Regions from separate parts of the Homo sapiens genome. Here regions 1 and 3 are each linked to region 2. The links are chromatin loops, found by intact Hi-C in ENCODE. Cell type or tissue: mammary epithelial cell. All regions are shown on one strand.

Evidence for each region. A loop is a pair of places that touch in the nucleus more often than their neighbours do. Peaks named below come from ENCODE experiments on the same cell type or tissue, not always from the same donor. Only the 100,000 strongest peaks of a DNase experiment are listed, where the experiment ranks them.
Region 1: a loop joins it to region 2, with 34 times the contacts of the local background. A loop is called at or near these places in 10 of 110 quality-filtered maps.
Region 3: a loop joins it to region 2, with 4 times the contacts of the local background. A loop is called at or near these places in 2 of 110 quality-filtered maps.

What each region holds. Positions count from the first base shown.
Region 1 is chr19:38,949,292-38,957,291 of GRCh38, forward strand. It overlaps FBXO17 (F-box protein 17), which reads right to left. Exons shown (of 6, transcript NM_024907.7): 2 at 680-1,045. The coding sequence starts at 1,028. Among named protein-coding and RNA genes, the nearest start is that of MRPS12, 22 kb to the left of the region's middle. RefSeq lists silencers at 614-673, 3,518-3,812. In mammary epithelial cell, a CTCF peak has its summit at 3,482 (motif pointing left); a DNase peak (open chromatin) is centred at 630; H3K4me3 peaks cover 178 bases.
Region 2 is chr19:38,398,413-38,406,412 of GRCh38, forward strand. SPRED3 (sprouty related EVH1 domain containing 3) reads left to right here. Exons shown (of 6, transcript NM_001394336.1): 6 at 1-1,175. It overlaps FAM98C (family with sequence similarity 98 member C), which reads left to right and starts at 4,681. Exons shown (of 8, transcript NM_174905.4): 1 at 4,681-4,806; 2 at 4,926-5,074; 3 at 5,148-5,282; 4 at 6,496-6,701; 5 at 6,932-7,009; 6 at 7,107-7,223. The coding sequence starts at 4,742. RefSeq lists silencers at 1,747-1,905, 4,468-4,797, 4,988-5,187. In mammary epithelial cell, a CTCF peak has its summit at 4,708 (motif pointing right); a DNase peak (open chromatin) is centred at 4,629; H3K4me3 peaks cover 1,217 bases.
Region 3 is chr19:38,694,821-38,702,820 of GRCh38, forward strand. ACTN4 (actinin alpha 4) reads left to right here. Exons shown (of 21, transcript NM_004924.6): 2 at 5,780-5,894; 3 at 6,182-6,301. LOC107985291 (a long non-coding RNA gene) reads right to left here. Exons shown (of 2, transcript XR_001753937.2): 2 at 7,104-7,344. Among named protein-coding and RNA genes, the nearest start is that of CAPN12, 46 kb to the right of the region's middle. RefSeq lists an enhancer at 7,685-8,000. In mammary epithelial cell, CTCF peaks have their summits at 3,935 and 4,421; DNase peaks (open chromatin) are centred at 2,601, 3,629 and 4,321; H3K27ac peaks cover 6,073 bases.

The DNA of each region.
Region 1 (8,000 bases), 550 kb after region 2:
GTTTCACCATGTTGGTCAGGCTGGTCTTGAACTCCTGACCTCAAGTGATCTGCCCCCTCGGGCCTCCCAAAGTGCTGGGATTACAGGCGTGAGCCACTGCGCCTGGACTAATTTTTAAATTTTTTAGAGACAGAGTCTCACTTTGTTGTTCAGGCTGGTCTCAAACTCCTGGCCTCAAGCGATCCTCCCACCATAGACTCCCAAAATGCTGGGATTACAGGCGTGAGCTACTGCACCCCACCATTTTTTTTTTTTTTTGAGACAAGGTCTCTGTCACGCAGGCTGTAGTGCAATGGCACGATCATAGCTCACTGCAGCCTTGAACTCCTTGGGCTTAAGCGATCCTCCTGCCTTGGCCTCCCAAAGCGTTGCCATTCCCACCGCGCCTGGCCCCTGTCCTGTTCTGCATCCCCTCTGCATACCAAACTACTTGCTTTCTCCCCCGGCCCAGCCAGGGTCTTCCTGCCTTGCCCCGCCCACTCGTTCGGATTCCCGGCTTCACCTTCTCCAGCCCCGCCCACCGGGCCTACCGCCCAGGCACTGCGTCCCTCAGCCCCGCCCCCTGGCTCCTCCAGCGGTCTCGCCCATTGGCTACATCTCTCAGACTCTGTCCCGGCCCCGCCCCCGCCTCGCTCGCGCGGCCCCCCTCAGCCTCCTGGGCCCCGCCCCCGTCACCCACGCTCTCCGCAGGAGTTGAAGATGAGATTGCGGCCGAAGGGCGCGCGCAGACAGTAGCGCGCCAGGGCGCACAGCGGGAACTCCTCCTTGTCTTCGTTGCTGGGCAGGCAGCGTTGAGCCACTGCGTAGAGTGCGCGGCCCTCGGCGCTGCGGTCGCGGGCCAGCTGCAGCAGCCACACAGTGGGCCCGTCCACTATGTCGCGCCAGGCGCGGCACACTGGGCGGCATCGCGTGACCAAGGAGCGTGGCGGCACGTGGCTCAGCACCTGCACCAGCAGCTCCGGGGGCAGCGCGTCCAGGGCCAGGGATGGGTCCGCCGGCAGCCGTCGCCGCGATAGCCGGGCGCCCATCTCCAGTAGCCAGAGTCCTGCAGGTCGAGAGGGGTCGGTAGGCGGGTCAGCGCAGCCAGGCCACCCCCTCCCTACCTTGTCCCCCAGGGCGCAAGGCCCCTGCTGCTCGAGAGACCCCATTAGGTCCATGGGCAACCAGGGACCCATTTCCCTCTCTGATCCTAGGCCTTTCCCAATCTTCCCCACTTGGGTAAAAGACCCCTGGTCTGACTCTGACCCCCGTCAGGACCGCTGATCACGGCTTCCGTCTGGCGTTCAATTGTGTCAGGCTAAGCGCTTCAGGTATATGACCAGTGAAATGGCAAAAGAACTAACATAACTAACCCCATTTTTGTTTAAGGGGACTTTACCCATTCCTGCACATGGCTAGGTTAATTTTAGACCGCTGAGATAATATGCAAAAACAGCAATCATGTAGTTTTTAAAACTAACTCTGGGATTAAAGAAGTATGTAAACAACTATGTTTTGTCAAAGATTTTTTTTTTTTGAGACACAGTCTTGCTCTGTTGCCCAGGCTAGAGTGTGCAGTGGCACGATCTTGGCACATTGCAACCTCCGCTTCCTGGGTTCAAGCGATTCTCCTGCCTCAGCCTCCCGAGTAGCTGGAACTACAGGCGCCCGCCACCACGCCCGGCTAATTTTTGTATTTTTAGTAGAGACGGGGTTTCACCATCTTGGCCAGGCTGGTCTCGAACTCCTGACTTCGTGATCCACCCACTTCGGCCTCTCAAAGTGCTGGGATTACAGGTGTGAGCCACCACGCCCAGCCTGTTTTTTCAAAGATTTATAGGGGCATTGTGACCCAACCAAGGACAAAGAAGTCATCAACCTCCTCGGACCCTAGCTGGCACTCAGATGTCTGCAGTGGTCACCTCCTTATTTTTATTATTATTACTTTTTTATGGAGCTAGAAACCAGGACTATAGCCTCTACCTCCTGGGCTCGAGTGATCCTCCTGCCTCAGCCTCCCAAGTAGCTGGGACTATAGGTGCATGCCACTATGCCCAGCTAGTTTTTTATTTTATTTATTGTTTTGTAGAGATGGGGTCTCACTACATTGCCCTGGCTGGTCTTGAATTCCTGGGTTCAAGTGATCCTCCTGCCTCAGCCTCCCAAAGTGCTGGAATTGGTATGAGTCACTGCGCCTGGCCTGTTGGTCACCTCTTGATCACAATGCCCTTCTCTTCCCTCTGCCCCTAAAAAAAAAAAAAATTGTACTGATTTAAGATGGTACTTTAGGATGATAGTCCACTGTGTTCTCGGTTTGCTGGCTCTCCAAATAAACTTGCTTTTCCTCCCACCAACTGTCATCTCTCTTGAGTTTGGCTTTCTATTTTTTTTTTTTTTTTTGAGGCAGCCTCACTCTGTCACCCAGGCTGGAATGCAGTGGCCCGTCTCGGCTCACTGCAACCTCTGTCTCCCAGGTTCAAGTGATTCTCCTGCCTCAGCCTCCCGAGTAGCTGGGACTACAGGAATGCACCACCACACCTGGCTAATTTTTGTATCTTTAAGGAGAGACAGTTTCACCATGTTGGCCATGCTAGTCTCGAACTCCAGACCTCAGGTGATCCACCCACCTCGGCCTCCCGAAGTGCTGGGATTATAGGCTTGAGCCACCACGCTCGGCCCGAGTTTGGCTTTCTTTTCTGAAACCGAGTCTTACTCTGTTGCCCAGGCTGGAGTGCAGTGGCACAATCTTGGCTCACTGCGACCTCCGCCTCCCGGGTTCAAGCGATTCTCCTGCCTCAGCCTCCCAAGTAGCTGGAATTACAGATGTGTGCCACCACACCGAGCCAGTAATTTCTGTAGTAGAGATGGGGTTTCACCATGTTAGCCGGCTGGTCTCAAACTCCTGACCTCAAGTGATCCACCTGTCTCAGCTTCCCAAAATGCTGGGATTTCAGGCGTGAGCCACCACGCCTGGCCTGAGTTTGGCTTTTGAGTGTTGAGCGGCCAAACCTCAGTCGGGTTACAGACCCACAAGGAAACCCACTGCGGAAGAAACCATTTCTACCCCATACCCCAATGTGTGCCAGCTACTGTGACCTTTGGAACCCATGACCCATCTTCAACAAAATCTCTTCTTGCCTCAGTTACTTCTCTGAACATTCCTACCACCTTCTTGCTCTAACTGGAACCCAGCTCTCCTGTGGGCCTTCCAAGTGGGGAGGTCTCCGTGCTCCTGGGAGCTACTTCCTGACCATTCTCCCTCCACCCTCCCCAAAACCCCCAGCGATGAATCTCATCACTACCTTGCTTCATGCGTCATCTGCTGACCCAGATCATGACTCCTCTCTTCTCCCTAATTTTAGCTCTGGGCTCACGGCCGCTCCCGCTGCTCTTAGCATCATTCTCAGTGATTTCTATAACCAGATAGTTCTTCCGCAGCCCCAACCTCTCTGTTCCCTGACCTCTCTCTAGTGACTTTTTCCTTCCCCAACATCTCCCTCTCGTGGTCAAACCCAGACCTTGTTTGAATAACAGCAGCCTCTTCAGAACCTCAATCTCACACTCACTCTCCACCCATCACTTTTTCTTTCCACCTCATTCCCTCCAGTGCCCCACTCGCATGATCCTTCCAACCCACTGTGATCTCCCATCCGTTGTCCCTTTCATATTTTACTCCCCCTCACCCTCCCATGCCCTCATTTCTTCCTTAGCCAGCTTAAATTCCATGGTTAATCATTAAAAACATTCTTGACCTGGCACGCTGGCTCATGCCTGTAATTCCAGCACTTTGGGAGGGCAAGGTGGGAGGACTGCTTGAGGCCAGGAGTTTGAGATCAGCCTGGGCAACACAGCGATACTCCACCTGTACAAAAAATAAAATGAAAAAATTAGCCGGGTGTGGTGGTGCACACCTGTAGTCCCACCTACTCCAGAGGTTAAGGTGGGATGATCGCTGGAGCCCGGGAGTTGGAGGCTGCAGTGAGCTATGATTATGCCACTGTACTCCAGCCTGGGCAACAAAGCGAGACCCTGTCTCTAAATAAAATAAAAAGAATAGCAAAAAAAGTGGGGCTGTAGCTAGAAGGGGAGGTGAAGTCAAGAGAGGGTTTGGGCTGGGCACGGTAGCTCACACCTGTAATCCCAGCACTTTGGGAGGCTGAGGTGGGCAGATCACTTGAGGTCAGTAGTTTGAGACCAGCCTGGCTAACATAGTGAAACCCCATCTCTACTAAAAATACAAAAATTAGCTGGGTGTGGTGGCGCACCTGTAATCCCAGCTACTCGGGAGGCCAAGGCAGGAGAATTGCTTGAACCCAGGAGGCAGAGGTTGCAATGAGCTGAGATCGCACCACTGCACTCCAGCCTGGGCGGCAAAGTGAGACCCTGTCTCAAAACAAAACAAAAACAAAAACAAAAAAAGAGAGAGGGTTTGTTTTGAGATGGGAGACAGGATGCTGTGTGGGCTAACAGGAGATCCAGTGCATGGGGGAAACTGAATGAGCAGCAGAGAGAGGTGAGAACCAGGGACGGTGGCTGGAAGTGGGCGGGAAGGTGGGAGCAGGTGATGGGACAGTCACAGCAGGAGAACGGGTGTGGGCAAGGGTGCAGGTAGGTGGTAGAGGCGGGGGTGGCTGTGGAAGTTCACTTCTCATCTCTTGCATTTTCTCTGCAAAATAAGAAGCCAAGGGAGAGTGAAAGGGGGGGAGGAGGTGTTGGAAAGGATTAGAGGAGAAGGGAAAAGGTGTGAATTAGTTGTCTAGAAGACAGGAGGAAGGAGGGGATCAGAGAAATGTCATATGGCTGCCAGGCAGCATTGGGGTCCGCCTGAGGGTCAAGTTCACAGACTTGAAATTAGCCTGGCCAGGGGGCTGTGTTGTTTTTTAGCTCACTCAAGCTGTGTGGGTGCAGGCACGGCAGAGAGGAAGGCTGGATTTAACCAGGGTCTCATGCAGGAGGAAGCCAAAGTGGGCAAGGGTGTGTGCAGAGAATGTGTTATTTTTTATTTATTTACTTTTTTGAGATGGAGTCTCGATCTGTGGCCTAGGCTGGAGTGCAGTGGCGCGATTTCAGCTCACTGCAACCTCCACCTCCTGGGTTCAAGCGATTCTCCTACCTCAGCCTCCCAAGTAGCTGGGATTACAGGCCTCTGCCACCACGCCTGGCTAATTTTTATATTTTTAGTAGAGACAGGGTTTCACCATGTTGGCCAGGCTGGTCTCGAACTCCCGAACTCAGGTAATCCACCTGCCTCAGCCTCCCAAAGTGCTAGGATTACAGGTGTGAGCCACTGCGCCGGGCCGAGAATGTGTTTTTTTTTTTTTTTTTTGAGACAGAGTTTCACTCTTGTTGCCCAGGCTGGAGTGCAGTGGCGCGATCTCAGCTCACTGCAGCCTTCACCTCCCAGGTTTAAGCAATTCTCCTGCCTCAGCCTCCTGAGTAGCTGGGATTATAGGCGCCCGCCACCACACCTGGCTAATTTTTATATTTTTAGTAGAGACAGGGTTTCACCATGTTGGCCAGGCTGTTCTCAAACTCCTGACCTCAGGTGATCCGCCCACCTCAGCCTCCCAAGGTGTTGGGATTAACAGGCGTGAGCCACTGCGCCTGCCCTGACAATGTGTTATTTTATTATTATTATTATTATTATTATTATTATTATTATTATTATTATTATTTTTGAGACGGAGTCTTGCTCTGTTGCCCAGCCTGGAATGCAGTGGTGCGATGTCGGCTCACTGCAAGCTCCGCCTCCTGGGTTCACGCCATTCTCCTGCCTCAGCCTCCCGGGTAACTGAGACTACAGGCGCCCACCACCATGCCCAGCTAATTTTTTTGTATTTTTAGTAGAGACGGGGTTTCACCATGTTAGCCAGGATGGTCTCGATCTCCTGACCTCATGATCCGCCCGCCTTGGCCTCCCAAAGTGCTGGGATCACAGGCGTGAGCCACTGCAACTGGCCTTTTATTTTTATTTTTGAGACAGGGTCTTGCTTCTTCACTCGGGTGGGAGTGCAGTGGTGTGATCATGGCTCACTGCAGCCTCAACCTCCCAGGCTCAAGTGATCCTCCCACCTCAGCCTCCCAAACTGCTGGGATTAGAGGCATGAGTCACCGCATGCAGCGTCTTTGTTTCTCTTTGTGGTAAAACTTCTCAAAAGAGCTGTCTACCCAGTATTTTCTGCTTCCATTCTTTCTAAAACATTTTCTTTCTTTCTTTTTTTTTTTTTTTTTGAGACAGAGTCTCCCTCTGTCACCCAGACTGGAGTGCAGTGGCACAATCTCAGCTCACTGCAACCTCTGGCTCCCAGGTTCAAGTGATTCTCGTGCCTCAGCCTCCTGATTAGCTGGGACTACAGGTGCGTGCCACCAGGCCCTGCTTATTTTTGTATCGTTAGTAGAGACAGGGTTTCACCATGTTGCCCAGGCTGGTCTTAAACTCTTGGGCTCAAAGGATCCTGCTGCCTTGGCCTCCCAAAGTGCTGGGATTATAGGTGTGAGCCACTGTGCTCGGCTCCAGCTCCACTTCTTGCTATAAATTATATGACCAATGGCAAGTCACTTAATCTCTTTATACCTCAGTTTCCCTTTCTGAAAATGGGGCTGCTAACGGTGCCTCCATCATAGGGCTGTTGTGAGGATGAAATGAGTATTTTAAAGCACTTAGGAAAAGCCCCTGTAGGCTCCTAAATAAGAGTGATATTAATTTAATATTAGTCCAGGCATGGTGGCTCACACCTGTAATCCCAGCACTTTGGGAGGCTTAGGTGAGCGGATCACCTGAGGTCGGGAGTTCAAGACCAGCCTGGGCAACATGGCGAAACCCCATCTCTACAAAAAATACAAAAAGTAGCGGAGCGTGGTGGTGGGCACCTGTAATCCCAGCTACTCAGGAGGCTGAGGCAGGAGAATCACTTGAACCCGGGAGGTGGAGGTTGCAGTGAGCTGAGATCGTGCCTCTGCACTCCAGCCTGGGCGATAGACTGAGACTCTGTCTCAAAAAAAAAAAAAAAAGATGATGTCAGGAATTTTTGCTACATTCATGGACTACTTGCCTGACACAGGCTTATTTCTTTTTTTTAAGTAAAACCTTAATTTGTTTAAAAATGACAATAGCTGACATGAATTGAGCACTTATTGGGCACATGAAGATAACAAGCATTAGATCATTAAAGCCTCTTAACCAAGGGCATCCTCAAAGGAGAGTTTTGCCCATTAAACAAGATGATAGAATTCATGAGCTGATCCAGCTTAAATGCTCAGCACCGTGGCTTAATAAGGGCCAATAAATGCCACTAAATGAAAATGTCACAGCTAAAATAGTTGCTGTCAGCCAGGCACAGTGGCTCATGCCTGTAATCCCAGCATTTTGGGAGGCGGAGGTGGGTGGATCACTTGAGGTCAGGAGTTCAAGACCAGCCTGGCCAACATGGTGAAACCTGTCTCTACTAAAAATACAAAAATTAGCCAGGCATGGTGGTGGGAGCCTGTAATCCCAGCTACTCAGGAGGCTGAGGCAGCAGAATCGCTTGAACCTGGGAGGTGGAGGTTGCAGTGAGCCAAGATCATGCCACTGCACACAGCGAGACTCTGCCTCAAAATAAATAAATAAATAAAATAGTTGCTGTCACTTTTTAAAAATGATGTGTCATAATAATGGCAACTAACATAATTTAGTGTTTCACATTAATTTTTAAAATATTAATATTAATTTTCACAGGTGTGAGCCACCATGCCCAGCCTCTGACATCATCTTTATTCCTACCGCAGAAAGAATGAAGCTGTGGAGACAGACTTTACAAAGACCAAGCTGTGCTTTTCTCCAGGTGGTTCTGAGTTGCATTAATAGTTCACTGAGGCCCGGCGCTTGAACCCGCGAGGTGGAGGTTGCAGCGAGCAGAGATCACATCACTCACTGCACTTCAGCCTGGGTGACAGAGCGACTCTGTCTCAAAAATAAATAAATAAATTCCCTAGGTTTATAAACAAGTCTACCAGTCTGCCTGGCATGGGTGTGATGTGCA
Region 2 (8,000 bases):
TTTTGAGTAGAGACAGGGTTTCACCATGTTGGCCAGGATGGTCTCAAACTCCTGACCTCATGATCCACCTGCCTCAGCCTCCCAAAGTGCTGGGATTACAGGCATGAGCCACTGCACCTGGCTCTCTTCCACTTTAGAGTGAGAAGTTGCTTCAGGAAGTTTGAAAGCCTGTTTCATGGCCCACTGAGTCTCTTCTGTGCAAAGGGGGGTGCCACAGGCTTTTTTCCCCCAAGTGAAATGGGGCTTCCAGTGGATCGAAGATCTGGTGTCCTGTATGGGGGCCTCAAGGTCTTGGAGCAAGACAGTCTCAATGTTGTATGGGCTTGGGACCTGCATCTGGCCCCAAGCATCTGGAACTGTGCACTTAACCTTTCTTCATTACCCAGACTTGGATGGCCTTGTTGGGGTTCAAGGGATAGGTCCTCTGTCTCTTCCTTTAAATTATTAACTATTTATTACATCCGGAACCTGTGAGATTCAGCACTCCCAACCAGACCCTGGGATGGGTGAGAGAAAAGCGGGGGTGTCTCTCCCCTCCCCACTCTGCCCAGCTCTCATCACTGTCAGACCCACCAGAGCTGAGGGCGGAGGGATTGGGGGCTGGGGCAGCCTGGGTCCCCATGCCCCTCTCTGTGCCTCGGTCTCCCCCCTTCCATGGTGGGCGGGGGGGAAGCTCCATTCTTAACCTACCTCGTTTTGGGGAGGGGTGGGACGGGGGACCAGAGTGCTGTACGGTGCTGTGGGATCTGCAGATGAAGCGGTGGGGGCTAAGGAAAGGTCCCCTGGCCGCCACTTCCCAGCAGCGCCTCTCCCAGGTCCCCCAGTCCTGCTCCCTGCTGAGACCCACCTCTGATCCATGATTCCCCTTCATTGCCCCCAAATCAGGGGTACATGGAGGGCCGCCCTGGGAGCCAGGCAGACCTCAGACCCTGGAGCCCCCAGGCCCAATTTCCCAGCCGCTTGCCCCTCAGATCGGATGCTTGGCCCCCAGATTTGGGGGAGGCACCCCAACATATATCTTCCTGATCTTGTTTCTAAGCCAGTCTGTGACCTCAATATTGTTAGTGTCAGTGCAGGCTGAAGTGGTGGGGGAGGATGGGGGCCAAAGACCCAGCCTTGTCATCGGGGGAGGGGGCACGAGATCTGCTCCAAGAAATGTCTGTGACAAAGTCTCAGCCTGTGTTATTTATTTGCCTCTGTGCACCCCACCCACTCACCTTCCTGAACTGCTAAACCAGTCTCCTACTTAAATTCTCCCTTCTCCCATCAGACCCTCAAGCTGAGTTTTATAAGACACTCAACAAATGCATTTATTGAGCACCTAATTATGTGCCAAGCCCTGTTGAAAGCACTGGAGATAAAGCAGTGGGCAGAACAGACAAAAGTCCCTCCTGCAAAGAGCTTATGAGCTTTATAGTAGGGGAGACAATAAGTAAATGACTTAATATGTTAGAAATGATAGAAAGCAGAAAGAAAAAAAAAAGTGGGAATGGGGGATACATGCCATTTTAGCTAGAGTGGCCAGGTTAGACCCTCCTCAGGAGTTGGCATTTGTTGTTTTGAGACAGAGTCTGACTCGGTCACCCAAGCTGGAGTGCAGTGGCATGATCTCTGCTCACTGCAGCCTCTGCCTCCTGGGTTCAAGTGATTCTCCTGCCTCAGGCTCCTGAGTAGCTGGGACTGCAGGTGGGTGCCACAACGCCCGGCTAATTTTTGTATTTTTAGTGGAGTCAGGGTTTCACCATTTTGGCCAGGCTGGTCTCGAATTCCTGACCTCAAGTGATCCACCTGCCTTGGTCTCCCAAGTGATTCCAGGTGGAAATCTCCCAAGTGATTACAGGTGTGAGCCACTGTGCCTAGCCAGGAGCTGGCATTTGAACAAAGCCCTGACGGAGGTGAGGGAGTTCTGGGGATGTCTGCAGGGAAGGGTATTTTAAGTAAAGGGAACAGCCAGTGCAAGGCCCTGAGACAGGAGTGTGTCCGGTAAGTCTGAGGAGCTTCAGGGAGCTAGAGTGTTGAGAGGGGAGGAAGCAGAGAAGAGAGCGCTAGGAGATGAGGGCAGAGAGGCGATGGGGCAGATCTGTCAGGCCTTGAAGGGCATTGAATGGACTTAGGTTTTTACCCTGAGTGAGACGGAGCCACAGGAAATTTCAAACATGGGAGGCATGTGACCTGACTCAGTTCACAGGCTCCTTCTGCTGCATGTGGTCAGCAGAGTAGGAGTGGGGTGGGGGACAGCTTCACAGAGAGGAGGCTGCTGTGATGGTTCAGGACAAGACAGCAGCGGACAGGCCCAGGGTGAGGGCCCTGAAGGGTGGAGAAGTGGGCAGGTGTTGGGCCTACTTTGTAAATAGAACCCACAGATTTATGTATGGGATTTGAGATAGAGGAGTCAAGATAGTAAGTCCAGGTTTTTGGCTGGAGCAATTTTTTTTTTTGTTTTAAATTGAGTTCATCACCCAGGCTGGAGTGCAGTGGCATGATCACTGCTCATTGCAGCCTCAAACTCATGAGCCCAAGTGATCCCCCCACCTCAGCATCCCGAGTAGCTGGGATTACAGGTGCACACCACCAAGCCTGGCTAATTTTAAAAATGTTTTTGTAGAGACATGTTCTCACTATGGTGCCTGGTCTGGTCTTAAACTCCTGGGCTCAAGCGATCCTCCCACCTCAGCCTCCTGAAAGGCGGGGATTACAGGTGTGAGCCACTGTGGCCCACCTCTGGGCAATTTTTAACATTTGATTTATGTCAAAAAATAGCCCCCCAAGTGTCCTGCCTTGGGGTAAACAGGGTTATGGGGTTACTCGTATCTGCCCTTAAGGAACAAGTTCTACCCCTGTTCTTCCCTCCAGGCTCCTGGTCCACCCCCAACTTCCAGCAGAATTGTCTAGGAACTACTGGATACCAGGATACAGTAAGGAAGAGATTAGATCTGACACAATGTTTACTTAGCAACAGCAACAAAACAACAGCAGTAGTAACAGTGGAAATAGGTTCCGTGGTTTAAGAGTATAGAGTCTGGAATTTCATCTTCAAGCCTTGGCATCACCATGAATTCACTCTGTGACTTATCTTCTCTCAACCTTAGTTTTCTCTTCTGTAAAAGAGATAAGATACTTCGCCCAATAGTACACATTAAATGCTGTATATATATTAGTTATTCCTTATTAAGTACTCCCTATATATCTGCTAAGCACTTTTTACATATGAAACTCTAATTAATCCTCAGCAACAACTCTAAGAGGTAGGTACTATTATCCCCATTATACAGATGGGAAGCAATTTGGCAGGAACATGGAGCTGGCGAGTAACAGAATCAAGCCCTAACCCTTTGCCTGATTCCTAGGGTGTAATCTCTTAACCACTATGGTGCATTGCACCTGCTCACTCCAAGGCCTAAGAGGGAGAGGAGTGAAGGCCTAACAGGCACATCGTGATCGATGAGGAGGGCCTGGTGTGTGAGGGGTGTGCTGGGATTCCTGGGTCCCTTATGTAATTCAAACCCTGAGGTGGAAAGGAGGGAGGAAGTTTTGGATTTTAGGCAGAGTTGGGTGAACACCACTCCGTCTGGGCTGCTTTAAGAGCAGAGGACAGGGCCAGGAACACTGGCTCAAGCCTGTAATCCCAAGCTTTGGAAGGCTGAGAGGGAAGGATTGCTTGAACACTGGAGTTAGAGGCAAACCTGGGCGACATAGCTAGACCCCTCTCTACAAAACTTTATTTCTTTTTTGACACGGAGTCTTGCTCTGTCCCCAGGCTGGAGTGCAGTGGCGCGATCTTGGCTCACTGCAGTCTGTGTCTCCCGGGCTCAAGCAATTCTCCTGCCTCAGCCTCCCAAATAGTGGTGACTACAGGCGTGTGCCACCACGCCCGGCTAATTTTTGTATTTTTATTAGAGATGAGGTTTCACCATGTGCCCAGGCTGGTCTCGAACTCCTGACCTCAAGTGATCCACCCACCTCAGCCTCCCAAAGTGCTGGGATTACATGCGTGAGCCACCGTGCCCGGCCTCTACAAAACTTTAAAAAAAAAAAAAAATTGGCCGGTTGCAGTGGCTCACGCCTGTAATTCCAGCACTTTGGGAGGCCGAGGCAGGCGGATCGCTTGAACCCAGCAGTTGGAAACCAGGCTGGGCAACATGAGGAAACCTTGTCTCTACAAAAAAATTAAAAACAAATCAGCCAGGCGCGGTGGTCTGCGCCTGTGGTCCCAGCTACTAGGTGTAAGCCACCAAGGCTGACTGATTTTTAAAAATTTAGCTGGGAGGCTGAGGCGGGAGGATCTCTTGAGCCCAGAAGGTCGAGACTGCAGTGAGCCGCGATGGCGCCACTGCAGTCCAGCCTGAACGATAGAGCGAAATCTGCCTCAAAAACAAACCAACAAAACACCAGCAGAAGACAACTGAGGGAGGAAAAGGAAAATGGCACCGAAGTTGTTTTTATGTCGCCGCAACAGTGACACCCGCCGCCAGCTTGTCTTGACAGCGGAGATCCCGAACGCACTGCAATTTACAGCTCCAGGGGGCGTTCCTACAACCCCGACAGGTTAGCCGAGGGGCGGGGCGGGCGGGCCCCGGGGCGGGTTCGGCGTCCTCCTGCGCCAATGGGAGCACCCAAGCCCCTGCGCGGGAAGATGCCGATTGGTCAGTGCCGCCGGACGCTGCGGGGAGCTCGTGCGCGCGGCGCTTTTGGGGCGGAGCCTGCCACCGGCCGCCAGGGGGCGCGCCGAGACCACACTTTCATGGAGGCGGTGAAGGCGGAAGCGTGGGAGGGGGCCGCGGTGGCCCAGGACCTGCTGGCTCTGGGGTAAAAGGGTGTGCGGTGAGGCTGGTGGGTGCAGGAAGGCCAGGTCTGCCCCCTGGACGCGGACGAAAAGGGATTCCCAGTGACATCCCCGCCCCCTCCCGCTGCCTCGGTCCCCACAGGTATGGAGGTGTCCCGGGGGCGGCGTCGCGGGGCGCCTCATGCCCAGACTTCAGGGGGCTGTGCGTGCGGCTGGCGGCGGAGCTGGCGACGCTGGGCGCCCTCGAGCAGCAGCGAGAGGCGGGCGCGGAGGTGCTGAGCGCCGGCGACGGTAAACACGGAGCGGGAGGGTGGCAGGGGGGCCGCCACGGGGCCACCGAGCCCTGACACCCCTGTCCTCGCAGGCCCTGGCGCGGAGGAGGACTTTCTGCGGCAGCTCGGCAGCCTGCTGCGGGAGCTGCACTGCCCGGATCGCGCGCTCTGCGGCGGGGATGGCGCGGCTGCGCTTCGGGAACCCGGTGCCGGACTGCGCCTGCTGCGTGAGTCCCGGGATGCAGAAGTGGCAAGGCCATGGCCTCCGGAGCGGCGGGCTCTGACTTTTTAGGGGAAATCGAGGTTCCCAAGGGGTGTGGTCAGAACTTTGGGGCGGCCCAGAGGGTACGAGGTGGGTGGGGTGAGCATGTTGGGGCAAGCAGAGCGCTCTAAAATGGGCGGGGGTAGAATTTCGTTTTATTTTTTATTTATTTTATTATTATTATTTTTGAGATGGAGTTTCACTCTTGTTACCCAAGCTGGAGTGCAGTGGCGTGATCTCGGCTCACTGCAACCTCCACCTCCCAGGTTCAAGTGATTCTCTTGCCTCAGCCTCCCGAGTAGCTGGGATTACAGGCGCGCGACACCACACTCGGCTATTTTTAGTAGAAACGGGGTTTCACCATGTTAGCCAGGCAGGTCTCGAACTCCTGACCCCAGGTGATCTGTCCACCTCGGCCTCCCAAAGTGTTGGGATTACAGGCGTGAGCCCACCACGCCCGGCCCGGGGTTAGAATTTTAATTGGAGGGCCTAGGAGCTCAAGTGGGTTGGATTAGGAGGAAGGCTTGAGGTTTCAAAGTGGGCAGGAGTGGAATTCGTAGGAGGGGACAGGGTCTCAAGGTGGGGCTTACTCTGGAAGGCTTTAGGTGGGGGGGACTAGAAGGTGGAGGATTTTGTTTTGTTTTGTTTTTAAGTGGAGGTGGGGTCTCCCTATGTTGCCCTGTCTGGTCTTCAACTCCTGGCTTCAAGCGATCCTCCCACCTCAGCCTCCCAAGGTGTTGGGATTACAGGCTACAGGCATGAGCCACTGTGCCTGGGCAAAGGTGGAGGTTTTAAAGCCGGTGGAGCCTCTTTTTTTTTTGAAATGGAGTCTCGCCCTGTTGCCAGGCTGGAGTACAGTGACATGATCTCAGCTCACTGCAACCTCCAACTTCCTGGTTCAAGCGATTTTCCTGCTTCAGCCTCCCGAGTAGCTGGGATTACAAGCACTCACCACTATGTCCTGCTAATTTTTGTATTTTTAGTAGAGACACAGTTTCACCATGTTGGCCAGGCTGGTCTCCATCTCCTGACCTCGTGATCCGCCCGCCTCTGCCTCCCAAAGTGCTGGGATTACAGGTGTGAGCCACCGCACCCGGCCATCAGTGGAGCTTTTTGACCAAGATGGATGAGTGGGTAGCAGCCTCCCTGAGTGCACAGCACCCATTTATTACTTTCAGGCTTTCTCTGCTCAGAGCTCCAAGCCACCCGCCTCCTGTGCCTCCGCTCTCTGCTGGATCCGAGTCCTAGGCCACCCCTTGGTGAAGGGGTAGTGGAGGGAGCCGGCATGGTCCAAGAACTGGACCTTACCCTCCAAGCCCTGGGGCTGCCCAGACCTGCACCAGGGACCCCCGCCAGCCAGCTGCTGCAGGAGTTGCATGCTAAGGTAGAGAGTCAGAGTCCCCTCCCGACCTGGGCTACCCCACTTTCCTTGTGGGGGTGGGGGTCCTCTCTCCACTTCTGGAAGGAGTATTCCAACCACTGGCCTGTTTTTTCTGGAGCTGTGACTGGCATTCTCACATCTGTGGCCTAGGTCCTCAGGGGTGTGGGGAGCTGAGTTTACAGAGGGGCCCATCCTCTCTGCCCCAGTTGGCCTCTGACTTCTTCTCCCATCAGATCTCAGAGCTGCAGCCTTCTCTGCCCCCAGGGTCCCTGCAGCCCCTCCTCAGCTGCTCGCTAGATGCACCCAGATGGGTAAGACTGTGTGCGACTGACTGAATGTGAACTGTGTCCTCATCAGAGGTGGCAGTGAGAGGGACCCCTAGCCTGACCTTGAGACCTTTTCTCCCAGGAAGCGTTGGAGTCTCTGTCCCAAAGCCTCAGAGATCAGTACCGCTGCCGCCGCTGCCTCCTCCTCAAGCGCCTTGACCTCACTACATCTGCTTTCCACTGGAGTGACCGGGCAGAGGTGTGGTGGGCAGGGGACCATGCAGAATTGGAGAGGCCCAGTTGTGGGGGCTGCAGTTGCAGGGAGGAGGAATGAGGGCCAGGAGTATCACCCTCTTGCAGGTTCTCAGGCCATGGACATTTTATAATTTTTTGAGGTTTGGGGCTCCTAGAATCTCAGGGTCCCAGGGTATTGTTGAATTCCCAGCTCTGAGCTGGCAGTATATTCAGAGGCATACCCCATCATTTTTTTTTTTTTTTTGAGACGGGGTCTCACTCTGTTGCCAGGCTGGAGTGTGGTGGTGCGATCTCAGCTCACTGCAACCTCCGACTCCCGGGTTCAAGTGATTCTCCTGCCTCAGCCTCCTGAGTAGCTGGGATTACGGGCACATGCCACCATGCCCAGCTAATTTTTGTATTTTTAGTAGAGACAGGGTTTCACCATGTTGGCTAGGATGGTCTCGATCTCCTGACCTTGTGATCTGCCTGTCTTGGCCTCCCAAAGTGCTAGGATTACAGGCATGAGCCACTGCACCCAGCCTTTTTTTTTTATTTTTTATTTTTTGAGACGGAGTTTTGCTTTTGTTGGCCACGCTGGAGTGCAATGGTGCGATCTTGGCTCACCGCAACCTCCGCCTCCTGGGTTCAAGTGATTTTCTTGCCTCAGCCTCCCGAGTAGCTGGGATTTCAGGCATGCACCACCACGCCGGGCTAATTTTGTATTTTTTAGTACAGACAGGGTTTCTCCATGTTGGTTAGGCTGGTCTCAAACTCCCAACCTCAGGTGATCTGCCTGCCT
Region 3 (8,000 bases), 300 kb after region 2:
AGCATAATTACCTTTAATATGTCATGCCCCCCGCACCCCCGTGCTGAATGTAATTTTGCGGGGGGGCGGGTTGAGACAGGGTCTGGCTCTGTCACCGAGGCTGGAGTGCACTAACACAATCTCAGCTTACTGCAACCTCTGCCTCTCAGGCACAAGCTGTCTTCCCACCTCAGCCTCTCGAGTAGCTGGGACTACAGGCGCTCAGTACCACGCCTGGCTAATTTTTGTAGTTTTTGTAGAGATGGGGTTTTGCCATGTTGCCTAGGCTGATCTCAAACTCCTGTGCTAAAGCAATCCTCCCGCCTCGGCCTCCTAAAGTGCTGGGATTACATGGTGTGTGCCACCATGCCTGGCTGGCCAGAATGTAAATGATAACTGTTTTGCTTCCTCCTGTGTCCAGTACATAATAGGGCTCCAAGTCAGTATTTGTGAGGCAGGTGCATGCCTCTTAGTTGCGGTCCTGAGGGCATGGCCACTGCCACGTTCTGGACAGTCAGAGTCGCTGCTGCCCCTGGAAGATGACCGCGATCATGAAGCCCAGGAGAGCTCGATGCTTTTTGCCTTTCCCTCCTCCCACAGAGGGCTGGCAGCTCTGGTTCCTCCCAAATGAAATAGAAACCTTGAGTTTGCATTTCTTCTTTGGCGTGCCGGCAGGGCACCTCTGCCTTCCTCTTCCTGCCAGGGGGAGGAAGTTTCTCTCAGGGGCTCTTCACCCTGCTTTATTCCTGGCCATCACACATTGACCCTTGTCCCCTTCGGCTCTTTCCCTGCATGGCAGGGACAGCATGACCGTTTAATGGCTTTGTGAGGCCAGCATGCCAGCCTCACTTCTTTACTCCCTTCCTTCTCGGAGTGGGCTCTGTCCCTTCTGCAGGAGGGCTTTGGCACATGCTCTTCCCAGTATCTGGAAGGTCTCCCTCATTTTTATCTTATTAACTCCTCATCCTTCAGCTCAGAGTTTGAGAATGACTTCTTCAAGGACACCTTTCTGTGTCTGCCTCACCAGTCGCTTGGTGCCCCCCCACCCCGCCACCATGCTGACCGCACTCTTCAGCTCCCATCCCAGGGGAGGTGACACAAACTCGGCCCCAGGAGCCCAGCACCTGGCTTTAAACCCAGCTCTGTAACTTTCTAGGTGTGTGACTGATGGGAGCAAGCCACTTCACCTCTCAGGCCCTCCGTTTCCTCATCTGCAAAATGGAGGCAGTACTAGCACCTCCCTCCAGAGATGATTACGAGGGTGACAGAATTAGTAAGTGACCAAGTGCCTCGAGCAGTGCCCGCCCCTAGTAGACTCTATGGAAGTGTCTGCTGCAGTTATTGCTGTTATTATTACCACTTTTCCTAAGGGCGTTATTTCTGGAGTGGACTGATCGCTTGATTAATGAGATCAGACCTGGAGCCTCATGAGAGTGTCTGCTTTTGCTCACTGTTATGGATTCAGCACAGGGCCTGGCCCTCTGCTGACCCCCAGCATATGCTTGTCCAGAGAATGAATATGTACGGACCCATGGTGGCCTGGGGCATCATGAGGTCGGCTGCCCACATTCTGAGAATTTTGCATGGTGGAGGGCGGCGTGGTGGGCGCATAGGGCCCCCATCTATAGAAACCACCTCTCCACACCATCCACCCCACGCAGCGTAGTCTAAACCGGGTAGGGAGAGGAAGGATGGAAGCAGAGTGTTATTTTTGTAACCAAGTAGAAGAAGCGATGAATTTTTAATGTCCCATTCGAACTCCAGCTCCTACTCACCAGTCTCTCCGCATGGAGAAGTGGCCGTCATGGTCGACCTGTTCCCAAGGGTGGCCTTGTGAGTGCAGGCTCTCCTCACCAGAGCTGAGGGCTTTGTGAACCTCTGATGTCAATAGATGCCCCTCATCTTCCAGGAGGACAAAACAGGGCAAAGCAAGACATGGGGTGAGAACAGGAGTGCATCAGTGGGGTTCCCCAAGCCTGTGTCAGGTCCGGATCTGGGTGGGAGTTCCCTTCTGCGTCATCCAGGCCAGGCGAGTGGGCATCCTCCCTGAGCACCTGTGCTTGGGGCTTTGCCTGTGTCAGTCAGGAAGACAGAGTACACGGAAGAGTTACCATTGCTTTCAGAGCAAACCTTCCTTTGACATGCATTTAACACAGCACGGAGTGATTGACATGTGTCCTTGTGTTTAATCCCTATCTTAACCTCTCGGTTACTGTCCTGTTTATCAGTGAGGAAACTGAGGCTTATTGCTTGCCTGAGGCCTCAGTGGCAGAAGCAAGATGTGAATCCGCACCTGTGTGATGCCCAAGCCAGAGCTCTTGTTTACTACCCAGAGAAGATGAGCACAGGTGGGATGTACGTATGGAGGGCGGGTAGGGCAGCAGCCCCTCTGAGGACAGGTGGCCAGAACCCAAGCGGCGAGGTTTGTTCACAGCCTCCACAGGGTGGGGTGGGGCCATCCGCAGAGGGTCTCCTGCCATCCCATTTTCCCTGCATACCAGTGGGTGGTCTGAGAGCCTTTGCAGAGAAGAGACTGGATCTCAGCACGTGCTTATGTGCGTGTGTACATGCACACACATGCGTGTGATTCATCTGGCTCTTACTTTATGCCAAGGAGCCTGTCACATGCTTTAAATGTATTTTCCCTAGTTTAATTCTTAGAGCACACTGCAGGAGGTAGATTCTGATAAATCCATCTTACAGGGAAGGAAACAGACTTAAGTAGGTAAAGTCACTTGGTTGAAAACATGGAATGAGTAAGCCAAGGGGCAGGTATTCAAACCCAAACCCAGGTCTGTGCCCCTGCAGAGCCTGCAGGAGCAGCCCACACAGGCCAAGGCTGTGAGGGGTGCTGTTTGCACGCGTGCGTGGCCCTCCCTGCAGCCCAGGTGCCTAGGTCTGGGCCTGGCAACACCAGAGCACGGGGCCTTGCCCTCGGGGAACAGCCCTCTTTTGTCCTCAGGCTGTGGGATGTGTCTTGGCTACTTTGCTGCCCAGCAGTGCCTGCTCTCAGGCACATGTGAGAGTAGAGGCCTAGCATCCGTGGCCACTTCCTTCCCAGCCCATTTGCTGCTGCCCTTTGCTCTGCAGGGCTGCTGGGCTCCTGGGCTCCACGCCTGCTTGCTGCCTGCCATCAAGGCTGGCAGTGCTCTGGGGCTGTAAAGGTGCAGGCGCCGTACTTCCCAACCCCTGGAGCTCGCACATGGTAGGAGAGAAAGCTCATGTGCATGCAACATCCAATAAGACTAAAAGTGACTGGGGGTTGCTACGGGAGAGGTGCTGAGGGTGGGCCGGGGACAGAGCAGGCACACTGTGGAGGGGGTGGGCAGGACTCCTGAGACCAGGGCAGGGAGGGAGGAGATGCTGGGAGGCACAGGGCCATCCAGAGAGCTGCCACTTCCTGAGCATTGCCATGCACGCTGCAGGCATGGCCATCTTGAGTCCTCACACTGCCCGTGGCCTAGGTGGGGTCTTCATCCCCACGTTGCAGAGGAGGAAATGGAAGTTAGGAAGGTTAGGTGACGTGCCCACATGAGTGGTGTAAGCATGGTTCCCGCCCTGGGCTCTCTGAATTCAGTATTGTATGGGGGAGGCTGGGAAGGTGAGTTAGTACTCTCCGCAGTGAGAACCTGCCTTGGCTCCCCTCCCCTCAAGGAGTTCATAGCCGTGGGAGGGAGGGAGACAAGAACTGTTGGAGACAAGAACTGTTAGAGACCAGAGAGCAAGGGCGTGATGTGGTCTGCAGGGAGGAGGCTGTCTGAGGCAGAACCGGGTCAGGGAGGCCATGGTGCGGGTACCCTCCAGGCACGGCATTTGGCCTGACTTTTGAGGGGTGCCCAGGGTTGGCTACATGGCGGGGCGGAGGTATCTTTAGTGGGGGAACAGCGTTGTGCCACCAGGAGGGGTCTCTGTCTCCCAGGTAGAGGAATTCTCCATGGTGAGAGGTGGTGGTGGGGGATGGTCTAGCTGTCCACTCTTGCCCCCTTTCGGATTTGGAAGGAAGCCCCATGCTGGGTCCACACTGGTATGGCGTATTAATTAGGCAGCTGCTTTGTCTGGGAGGGGGCTTTGTGTCGAGTCTCCCTGAATGAGCAGGGCTGGCGACAGTTGTCAAAACACATGGTGCTTGGTCAGAGCCCCCGTAGAAGCCCCTTGTCCTCCGCATGGCCTCCGCCTGCACCCGGGGCGTGGAATGTGCTCTTGTGTGTCCCTGGCTGTCTGCTTGCTTCTACACTGGCCCCTGCAGATGGAGGGGGTGGGGTACAGGGGTTCCTATAAGAAGCAGACACTTGGGGTTTTTCCCAGGTCCTGTTGCAGGAGGGTGCGTGGGCTGGTTTCCCTGAAGGCGCCTGGGCGTGTTGGTGTTAACTGATCTGAGATCTTCTGTGGCCCTGATGTCTATGAGCATGCCCCAGCTTGCAGGGGGCTGAGTAGCCGGGCACCACCAGGAGGCTGCGTGCCCTGTGCTTGGGTGTACCCATGCCCTGTCAGCATCGTTGGTCTGTTAGGGTCAGGGACTTCGGCTTCTTGTTTAGTACCCTCCATCCCTTCCAGTTGATCATCAGAAACATTCTCCTTAGATGCGGCTGCCTGACCCCGGTGAGGGGGCCTGCCTCCCACTTGCCTTCCAGCCTCCTCTAAGCTGCACTGAGTCTTAAAAATAGGAAGGATAGGGCTGGGTGTGGTGGCTCACGCCTGTAATCCCAGCAGTTTGGGAGACCGAGGCGGGTAGATCACTTGAGGCCAGGAGTTCAAGACCAGCCTGGCCAACATGGTAAAACCCCATCTCTACTAAAAAGACAAAAATTAGATGGGCATGTTGGCATACACCCGTAGTCCCAGCTACTCAGGAGGCTGAGGCATGAGAATCGCTTGAACCCAGGAGGTAGAGATTGCAGTGAGCTGAGATTGCGCCACAGCACTCCAGCCTGGGTGACAGAGCGAGACTCCTTCTCAAAAAAAAAAAAAGGAAAAAAAAGAATAGGAAGGATAGGGCATGGCATGTTCTCCAGGAGACAGAGGGACGGGGGCATCTTGCTTGCAGGAAGCCAGGCGACACAGGCGTGTGTGCAGGGCTCAGAGGGTCTGTGTTCCTGGCCTTTCCTGGGAGGGCTTGCTCTTGGGCTGCCCAAAGCTCAAAGAGAGACTCGAGGAAATCCTGCATTTATGGGAGCTTTTCTTTTCCTGCCACTTTCCTGTTCTGGGTTGTATCTGTGCACGTGATTGGAACGTAGCAGCCTGAGCTCCTGCCTGAGGAGAGCAGCCACGGGTCACGGAAGCCAGGGTCCAGCTGGGGCCTTTGGGTCTAGCTGGCAGATGAAGGGCTGGCCTTCATCAAGAAAACAAGCCCCATGAGGGCAGGAGCCCGACCTGTTCATTCCACACCACCGAGCCTGGTGCTCAGTCATGTTTGTGTGACTGAGTGAGCCGGCGGCGGGCTGAGGCGCTTTTGTCTGGTGTGCGTACTGGTCTCCCTTGAGGCAGCTTGGGGGTGTGGAAAAAGCACATGTTGCCAAAATTGACAGACCTGGGTTCAAATCCAAGCTCTGCCACTTACCGCCTGGATGGTCTTGTGATGGGTCATTAACCACCCCGAGCCTCAGTTTCCTCACATCTGCCTCCCGGGGTCACTGTAAGGATCAGAAACAATGTGTGTATCGGCCATGTACGGTGTGTGTCGGCGAGTGCTCCGTGGCAGCTGCGGTTCTCCTGAGGTCAGAGCTGCGGCCCTGCAGGTGTGTGGAGAGAGCCCCGACAGCCAGGCTGACTCTGCGCACTGTCCTTTGTTCTGCTTCCCCAGACCTTCACGGCATGGTGCAACTCCCACCTGCGGAAGGCAGGCACACAGATCGAGAACATTGATGAGGACTTCCGAGACGGGCTCAAGCTCATGCTGCTCCTGGAGGTCATATCAGGTGAGACTCCCAGCCACGCAGTGCGGCCGAGCCCTGGCACAGGTGCTCTGCCACAGCGGTCCCCAGAGACCCTGCCCACCCAGCTGTCCCATTGCTCCTGGGGAGGAGAGGGCACCCCTTAATAGCTGCACGGTGGTCTGATGGGTGGGGCCAGAGTGGCCTGGTGGGCCAGCAGAGGAACCTGCTTTTGGAGAACAGAGGAGACTCTAAAGCCTCTCTCCCTCTCGCCCTCTCTCCCTTTCTCTCTCTCTGTCTCGCCCCCTCTTTTCTCTTTGTGCACTTCTCAGGGGAGCGGTTACCTAAGCCGGAGCGGGGGAAGATGAGAGTGCACAAAATCAACAATGTGAACAAAGCGCTGGACTTTATTGCCAGCAAAGGCGTCAAGCTGGTCTCCATCGGGGCAGAAGGTGAGCTGGAGGTGGGGCAGCGAGGGTCCTGCTCGGTTTCTGACCTTTAGGCTCTGAAGCACAACATCTGCATCCTGAAGAGAAGTTTTGTTGGTGGCAGGGCGCTTGGGGCACTCAGAGCCCCAGTACATACTCAGCAGTGATCACAACAACTGCTCTTGATATGATGCTGGGCCCACAAGCTCCCCCAAACCCTTGGAAAAATCCGGTGGGCGCAGTCCAAATCTAGGAAGTGCAACCCACCCAACCACGGGGGCGACGGCTTCTGCAGGGGGAGGAATGGTTTTGACTCGGACTCAGGTCGCCCTCACTGGTTCTCCTTGTGCCAGGCTCAGCAGACAGTGACAAACATGTGCCATGGCCTCTCTCTGTACCAGGAACACCTTTCTCATTATGCCCTGCCCGGTATCAGAGAAGGACTGGAGGCCCCATGTCAGGCATTGGGACAGGGAGTGCACGGCCAAAGGTCAGTGCCTAGACTTTGCCCTGTGTGCATGGGCTTGGAGAATTTTGCCTCTGACCACCCCAGGATCCTCCTGGGCCCCACGTAGATAACCAGGACCACAGTCCACTACCTGCAGGCCCTCACTAGAGCAGCAGGCTCTCAGCAGGGGCCCCTGGGTTGAGCTCCCAGGCGCTTTTAGAGACAGGCGAGGCCTGATGGAGCCCCAGCAGCATGAGCTCGCAGTCCACTCATTAGTCAGAGTAAGATTTCTTCACCCTGACATCCATGTTGTCCCAGCTTCTAGAAAAACAAAGTAAACTAATTGCCGTTAATGACAGGGCTCTGAGAGTTTGGCCAAGACTCCGGGCCAGAATGTGTGTGCTGAGTTCCAAGGCTCTGCCCCGGCCCAGGACCTCTGCGATGAGGGGTGCCAAGCCTTGCATGCCACAGTCGAGGTGGTTGGTGTTTGTTTAAAAAAATCACAACCCAAAAATTCAGTCAGGCCCTGAGATTTTCTGTCCTTGCATGGGTCTTTCCTCCAGGCTCTGTTCCAGCCTTCTGCTTCTCACAGCTGCATTTATTTTGCTCAAATGCTAGTCTGTAAATACAGAAGGGGTTAGAGGAGAGACCCATGTCAGTCATCAGTTTTCATTTGGAGAAAAACTTGGTCTAAAAATGTTCTCTGTTCATGCCCAAATTGGTTCACTCCCAATCCCTGTGACTGTGGGGCCTTGGAACAAAGCCTAATGGAGGCGTTCCTGGGGCTCAAGGCACCTGAGAACCCCGCCCCACCCTGTCCCCCTGTCCTTCCACATGATTGGGCATTCGCGGGAGCATTGGCTTCCCGTGGGGGTGATGAGAGGGGCCGGAGGCACAGCTGCAGGTCAGAGAAGCAGCTGGTGGATGTGTCATGAGAAACGCCATCCTCCTCTCCTCACCGGAACTCCATAAGCCCTCCGTTACCAGCTGCACCTGTACTTGCTGAGCCGGGGAGCTGCGGCCTTGCCCAGCTCTGCAGGCCCGGCCCTCAGGAGGTGCACAGAATAGATTTCCTGAGGCTCGAGCTGCCTCGCTGCACTAAGGGGCAGGTGGTGCTGCTCAGTTTCTGGGTCTGGGGCTCTGAACCCTAGGACAGGGTGGACACTGGGTCCCTCCCCTGTCTCTGGGCAGCAGAATGAGCATATTTCCTCCTCTCAAAACCCGAAAGCTGTGGCTCATGGACACCCCCTTCCTCTGGGTGTGTCCCCGGGGGAA